3 separate regions of the Homo sapiens genome follow, and all the other regions are linked to region 2. Evidence: read pairs that join two places in POLR2A ChIA-PET (ENCODE). Cell type or tissue: Caco-2. All regions are shown on one strand. Region 1 overlaps PIBF1 (progesterone immunomodulatory binding factor 1). Region 2 has its middle 37 kb from the start of KLF5. Region 3 has its middle 24 kb from the start of KLF5.

The links. ChIA-PET counts read pairs that join two places held together with the same protein. Peaks named below come from ENCODE experiments on the same cell type or tissue, not always from the same donor. Only the 100,000 strongest peaks of a DNase experiment are listed, where the experiment ranks them.
Region 1: POLR2A ChIA-PET joins it to region 2 with 6 read pairs; 4 of 35 experiments call an interaction of 5 or more read pairs at or near these places.
Region 3: POLR2A ChIA-PET joins it to region 2 with 5 read pairs; 3 of 35 experiments call an interaction of 5 or more read pairs at or near these places.

What each region holds. Positions count from the first base shown.
Region 1 is chr13:72,985,993-72,988,492 of GRCh38, forward strand. All of the region lies in intron 16 of PIBF1 (progesterone immunomodulatory binding factor 1), which reads left to right. Among named protein-coding and RNA genes, the nearest start is that of KLF5, 72 kb to the right of the region's middle. In Caco-2, no CTCF peak of the experiment used is centred here; a DNase peak (open chromatin) is centred at 999.
Region 2 is chr13:73,094,842-73,097,341 of GRCh38, forward strand. No RefSeq gene overlaps it. Among named protein-coding and RNA genes, the nearest start is that of KLF5, 37 kb to the left of the region's middle. In Caco-2, no CTCF peak of the experiment used is centred here; a DNase peak (open chromatin) is centred at 1,540.
Region 3 is chr13:73,033,551-73,036,050 of GRCh38, forward strand. No RefSeq gene overlaps it. Among named protein-coding and RNA genes, the nearest start is that of KLF5, 24 kb to the right of the region's middle. In Caco-2, no CTCF peak of the experiment used is centred here; no DNase peak of the experiment used is centred here.

The DNA.
Region 1 (2,500 bases), 110 kb before region 2:
AAAATTTTTTAAAATAAATAATTAGCTAGATGTGGTGGCTCGTGCCTATAGTCCCAGCTTCATGGGAGGCTGAGGTGGGAGGACCACTTGACCCCGGGACTTCAAGGCTGTAGTGAGCTGTGCTTGCACCACTGCACTCCAGCCTGGGCAAGAGTGAGACCCTATCTCAAAAACAAAACAAAAAAGAAGGAAAAAAAAATTTTGATGAAAAAGTTAAGACCAGAAACTAGACAGCAGCCAGATGACTACTGTTAATAGAAGGGAAAGCAATTGCACTTGGTCACAAAGCCAGGCATCAAGAAAACATGAATGTCAGAAAGCAGAGTGGGGAAAGTAGTGAGAAGTCCAGGGTAATCAGTAATGAGATGCACAAAAGGGTCTGAGCAAACCAATCAGAATAGAATTAAGGTTCCCACACTCCTGTTTTAAGTCAACAATAGCAGTAGATTTTAATTCAGGAACCTACTTCAGTGTGTTAATAATAGCTTCTTATCTGGATCACTGTTGAGAATTACCCTAAGATCATATCCATGATTGTGAAAGAATGTTTCAGGTGATTAGTTATGTCCCGGAGGCTGTAACAGCCCAATTGTCTCTCATTTGCTATCATTCGTATAAAAGCATGAGCTCTCACTAAGCCTTCAGTCATAGATAGGGTATAGCTCCAAAAATGTTTCTGTCATCTTTTTTTTTTTTTTTTTTTTTTTTTGAGACAGAGTCTCGCTCTGTCGCCCAGGCCGGACTGCGGACTGCAGTGGCGCAATCTCGGCTCACTGCAAGCTCCGCTTCCCGGGTTCACGCCATTCTCCTGCCTCAGCCTCCCGAGTAGCTGGGACTACAGGCGCCCGCCACCGCGCCCGGCTAATTTTTTTGTATTTTTAGTAGAGACAGGGTTTCACCTTGTTAGCCAGGATGGTCTCGATCTCCTGACCTCCTGATCCACCTGCCTCGGCCTCCCAAAGTGCTGGGATTACAGGCGTGAGCCACCGCGCCCGGCCTCTGTCATCTTAAATGTATTAGAATAAGAAGTAGATAAACCTGCTCTGCTCTAGTCAGTACTTCTTTCTTTATTCTGTTCTAGGCCCAAAAATTTTCAATGTAAGGAAAACAGGATGATGAAAGAATTCTTTTCAGTCATAAGAGAGATGAATGAAACTGGGGATGTTTAGAGAAGATAAGACTTAGTGAAAGATAAGAAATTCAAAGTAGGCACGTAAAACAGGCAGTAAGAGATTTGTTACACATGTCTCCAAAGTCCAGAATTAAACCAAAGGCTAGATGCTATGAGGAGACACATCCTGTTTTGTTGTTCTACTTTTTTTTTTTTTTCTTTTTGAAACGGGAGTGTTTTGGTTTTATAGTTGAGTAAGGAAAACCTAGATTAATACCTAATGTGTCTTCATTTTTAAAGCCTGGGCTAGGTGGCCATATAGTCAGAGGGGATTTCTTAATTGTATAGAGAGACTGGGCTAAATAACTTGAAGATCTCTTCCAAACCTGAAATTGTGTGTATCACAGACATTGATGGAAGGCATCTGCATTATTGTATAATGATAGCTTTGACCCCAGAAAGGCCTTACTTAATTTGAATGCTGTTTCACTTCTTAGTAGCTAAATGAACATGGTTAATTTTCTTGAGCCTTCTTTTTATTTATTTATTTTTATTTAGAATTTTTTTATTTTCCTTTGTTGTTTTTTTTTTTGAGAAGGGGTCTTGCTATGTTGCCCAGGCTGGTCTCAAACTCCTGGACTCAAGCAATCCACCTGCCTTGGCCTCCCAAAGTGCTGGGATTATAAGCATGAGCCACCATGCCTGGCCTTCTTGAGTTTTTTTTATTTTTTGTAATTTATTTATTTATTTATTTATTTTTTTTTTTTTTTTTTTTTTTGAGGCAGAGTCTCGCTCTGTCGCCAGACTGGAGTGCAGTGGTGTGATCTCGGCTCACTGCAACCTCCGCCCCCCGGGTTTATGTGATTCTCCTGCCTCAGCCTCCCAAGTAACTGGGACTACAGGCGCATGCCACCAGGCCCGGCTAATTTTTGTATTTTTAGTAGAGACGGGGTTTCACCATGCTGGCCAGGATGGTCTCAATCTCTTGACCTCGTGATCCACCCGCCTCTGCCTCCTAAAATGCTGAGATTACAGGCATGAGCCACCGCACCTGGCCCTTCTTGAGTCTTTGAAGCCTCAGTTTCTTCTCTTCAAAATTAAAGTAATATCTACTTCTTGGTATTTGAGTGTGAATTAAATTATTATGTAAGATACTCAGCACAAAGCCTGGTACATTGTAGATACTCAGTGAACATTCACTTCTGTCCCCTCTCTTCCTCCCTCCAGACCTAAAATTTGTATATACTTCTTTTGAGGCAAAGAGACAATCCCAGGGTGATGTTACCCTACAAGTGGAAGCAAGTATCTAGATAGGGAGATCGAGGGGCTGTAGATAACAGCAGTTTGCAGTTGCAGATATTAATACTATTCTACAATTTGCAGTACAAA
Region 2 (2,500 bases):
TTTTTTTTTTTTTTTTTTTTTGAGACAGAGTCTCGCTGTCACCAAGGCTGGAGTACAGTGGCACAATCTTGGCTCACTGGAGGCTCTGCCCCCCGGGGTTCACGCCATTCTCCTGCCTCAGCCTCCCGCGTAGCTGGGACTACAGGGGCCCGCCACCTCGCCCGGCTAATTTTTTGTATTTTTAATAGAGACAGGGTTTCACCGTGTTAGCCAGGGTGGTCTCCATCTCCTGACCTCATGATCCGCCTGCCTTGGCCTCCCAAAGTGCTGGGATTACAGGCGTGAGCCACCGTGCCCGGCCAAAGCAACTACTTCATCTCCCCGTCGGGGAATCAGAATCCTGGAGCTTAAATGAGAAATTCCTAGATGCTCCATTCCTGATGTTCTTCTGTAAAATGAAGTTGGCCTTAAGTGCTTTAATTGCTTTTGGCTGATATCAGAGGTTTTCACTGGGTTATGTTTCTTTAAGGCAAGGACCATGCGTGGAGGGCCTTGAGCCCTGAGCACCTAAGCTTAGCACCTTAGAACGTGGCAGATGGGTGCTTATTAGATTTTTGTTGAAAAAATGCCTTCCAATTTTTTCATGTTTGATTTCATGGCTGTGCTGTAATTGCTCCCATGTTCTTAAACCCCTCTCATCCTCTTCATTCAGACAAACACAACCTGCTTTTCTGATGCTTACGCTTGGATGGGGTCCTTTCTCCAGCCTGTGGAGGCCTCTTTGTGTCACCAAATCATATTGTATATATATTTTTTATTTTTTAATTTTTATATATTTTTTGAGACAGAGTTTCACTCATCACCCAGGTTGGAGTACAGTGGCATGATCTCAGCTCACTGGAACCTCTGCCTCCAGGTTCAAGTGATTCTCCTGCCTTAGCCTCCCATGTAGCTGGGATTACAGGCATGCACCACCACACTTGGCTAATTTTTTGTTGTTGTTGTTGTTTTTCTTTTTGAGATGGAGTCTCACTCAGTCGCCCAGGCTGGAGTGCAGTGGTGTGATCTCAGCTCACTGCAACCTCTGCCTCCCGGGTTCAACAATTCTCCTGTCTCAGCCTCCCTAGTAGCTGGGACTACAGAAGCCTGCCACAACTCCCAGCTAACTTTTGTATTTTTAGTAGAGACAGGGTTTCACCATACTGGTCAGGCTGGTCTCAAACTCCTGACCTTAGGTGATCCATCTGCCTCAGCCTCCCAAAGTGCTGGGATTACAGGGGTGAGCCACCACACCTGGCCATATTGTATATTCTTTAAAACAACAACAAAAAAGCTCATTAGATTTTTCCCAGCTGAGTTCAACTCTTTGCCGTCTCCTATTTGTTTCTGACCACTCTACCAAAACCCACTTTAATCTAATAGCCAAGTGTTAAAGCTCCTCAGTTACTCAAAATCTACTTACTGGCAGATTGCAGGAGCCTTGGAGGAGGTAAGGTCTTGGCATTTTTTTAGTGAGTCTTGCCCTAGGTCCCTGGTTTCTAAATCTGGCCAGGTGTCATCATTGGAGGAACTAGTTAAACATCTGCATTCCTGGCACCATTCCAGCCTCGGTGACTCAGAATTTGGGGTGTGCTGCCCCCAGCCTCCAAAGAGTACAGCAGGAGCCTCAGGAATTTGAATTTTAACAAGTGTTCCAGGCAATTCTGATACCTGGGCAGATAGTCCAAACATTTAGTGTAAATTCCTTCCAGGGTCGGCAAAGGGACAAGGGAGAAGGATGAGTTCAAATTTTGGCAGAGATTGGGAGTGAGTCTGACTATCCGTCCATGTTGTCTATGTATTTTTACTCTTCTCTTTAGAGCCTACATTTTCCTCCCTGCCTTCCACGGTTGACTTGTAGACTGACTCTAAAGGACAAGGACTTGCTACTTCATTGGTATCAGAAGCAGGAATTTCTATGAAAATGAATAGACCTGAATTCTTTTATCTTACAATCCTGGAATTGTTAGGAATCTTAAAGGTCACTTAGTGATCTTATTTAGTGGGACACCTTAGATATCCAAAGGACAAGCAATGACATCAAGATTAGCAACTCACATAATTGTGGTGAGCCACCCAGGGCAGGCCTTCCCTGAGGCTTCCAGCCTGAAGTCTCCAGCACTGCGAGCGGAGAGATCAGAAAGTCAGGAGTAGGCCTACGCTGGGAGAGAAGCAGGGGGCTGCGCACAGGAAAATGAAGGGAGATCAGATGGTATATGGAGAGCAAAGAGGGAGTGGAAGAGGAATGTGGGTGAGAACAATCTTCCAGTGCACTCAAACACAAAGGAATTCACTTACTTACTCCCCAAACACCTGCGAATTATCTCCTTAGAACCTGATCTGATGCTAACCACAGGTCTTGCCCTCAAGGAGCTCTCAATCTAGTGGGATAGACAAATACCCATGACAATAGAGAGTGATAAGTCTAACAATAGAGGCAGACTCCAGGAGTAAGGTAAGAATATGTGCAAACACACCAGCCCCAAGGGTTTGTGGAGCCCTTAGAATTTATTTACAGTAT
Region 3 (2,500 bases), 61 kb before region 2:
TTGAAGACCAGCCTGAGCAAACACAGTAAGACCCTGTCTCTATTAAAAAATTAAAATTAGCCAGGTGTGGTGGTGTACTCCTATAATCCCAGCTACACGGAAGGCTGAGGTCAGAGGATGGCTTGAGCCTAGGAGTTGGAGGCTGTAGTGAGCTGTGATTGGGTCACTGCACTCCAGGCAGGGTGCCAGAACCCATTCTGTCTTGGGGGGAGGGGAGGAAAATTGTAATAATTGTACCTGCCTAATAGGTTATAGAGAGCATTAAAGGCAGAGACATATGAAAGAAGTTATCCAGCCGGGCTTGGTGGCTCACACCTGTAACCCCAGTACTTTGGGAGGCCGAGCCGGGTGGATCACGAGGTCAGGAGATCAAGACCATCCTGGCTAAACCTGTCTCTACTAAAAAATACAAAAAATTAGCCGGGCATGTTGGCACACGCCTGTAATCCCAGCTACTTGGGAGGCTGAGGCAGGAGAGTCACTTGAGCTGGGAGGTGGAGGTTGCAGTGAGCCAAGAAGATCTCGCCATTGCACTCCAGCCTGGGCGACAGAGAAGACTCTGTCTCAAAATAAATAAATAAATAAAAATTAAGAAAAAACAAGGCCAGGCACGTGGTGGCTCACACCTGTAATCCCAGCACTGTGAGAGGCCTAGGCGGGCAGATCACCTGAGGGCGGGACTTCGAGACCAGCCTGACCAACATGGAGAAACCCCCGTCTCTACGAAAAATACAAAATTAGCCGGGCGTGGTGGCACATGCCTGTAATCCCAGCTACCCAGGAGGCTAAGGCAGGAGAAGTACTTGAACCCGGGAGGCAGAGGTTGCGGTGAGCCGAGATCGCGCCACTGCACTCTCCAGCCTGGGCAACAAGATTGAAACTCCGTCTCAAAAATAAATAAATAAATAGGAATTTATCCAATGCATGGCACAAAATCATTTGCTTTTTGTGTGCTTTGGCTTCTCAACTCCTCACTACTTGGCCACCCTTACATAGATGCGTTCTAGTTTGCCCCATGTATCTCTAAAAATGGGGTTCTATAGCCGCAAGTGGTGGCATGCACCTGTAGTCCCAGCTACTTGGGAGGCTGAGATGGAACGTAGAGGCTGCAGTGAGCCGAGATCGTGCCACTGCAGTCCAGCTTGGGCAAAAAGAGTGAAACTCCATCTCAAAAAAAAAAAATTGTCAAGAGAGAACCCAATAGGAAGCCTTGTGACAAATGTGAAACATTTCTTTATAAGTTGAAATCAATCACTCTCTGGGTCAGTTATTTCAAATAGCTATAAATAAATTGTTAGGAACATCCAGCTAGATTTTAAAAAGTGATTCTCGGAGCCCTCGCGCCCACCACGCCACCATAAAAAAATAAATAAATAAACAACAACAAAAGAGAAAAAGAAATAAATTGTACAGGCTTGTGAGCTAATTCACCTTTCACCGTCTTACTCCACAGAATAACTAAAGATGAAACCCCCTTCCCTTAGCAATCTCCATTCCTCCCCCATCCCTGGAGGGGGTGGGAGGAGAAAAAGAATCACCAAAGATTTTTTTCTTATGCCTCTGGCATCCCCCCAGGCTACCAATTTAATAGCACTGTTTCTTTTTTAAGTGCTTGTCTTAGTTTAGCCCAACTCATTTGTATTGAAATAACATTGGTCTCAAGTGGTTATTACTTTTCTTCTTACAAATCACTTGTTTAATAATCTATTCTAGTATCTTAATAGAGGTAGATTCAAGCAATAGTGAGAAGCTTCCAAAATCCTGGTCTCTTTCTAACAATGTCACTGAGTTGCTATGTGACCTAGGGAAGGTCACTCTTTTAACCTAGACATTTCCTTTAAAACAATGAGAAAATTTGATCTACCACTTATTAAGCTCACTGTGCCAACTACCTTTATTTGATTTTTGCCACGATCTATGCAGTAAATATTCTCCCTGTTTTACAGATGAGAATACCGAGGCTTAGATACATTTAAAACCTTACCTAAAGTCACTCATTATAAGTGGTGGAGCTGCTAGATATATAGACTCACAGTGGCAAATTTTTACAAACTCCTTATGCTGCGATTGACTTTAGGACACTCTATGGCCATTAACTGTAATCTTATACCAAATGGTACAGCCTTAAAAAATAGACTTGCTTTTTTAGAATTAAAAAAAAAAAATAGATTTGCTTGAGGATCTAAGTGCTCACTACTCAACTAAAAGACAGCAATTCCCAAAGTGTTTTTGAAGGAACACTAGTTCCGCCAATAGCCTCAGGATAAAACAGCTGTACTGTCAAATGTTTGACATACATTTCATACTACTGTGATTCTTTTGGAGATTTAAAGGGCTCTGCAAAGCACTTTAGAAAAGAAACTTGTTTAACATTCTTGAGTCACAGAGCTTGAGTTTCCTGAAGCACGTTTAACATATAAGCTGTTACAAGGTGGTAAAGTTTTTTGTTTTGTTTTTTTTTTTCTTTTTACTCATTAGGACTTCAAGAATGTTTATCCAG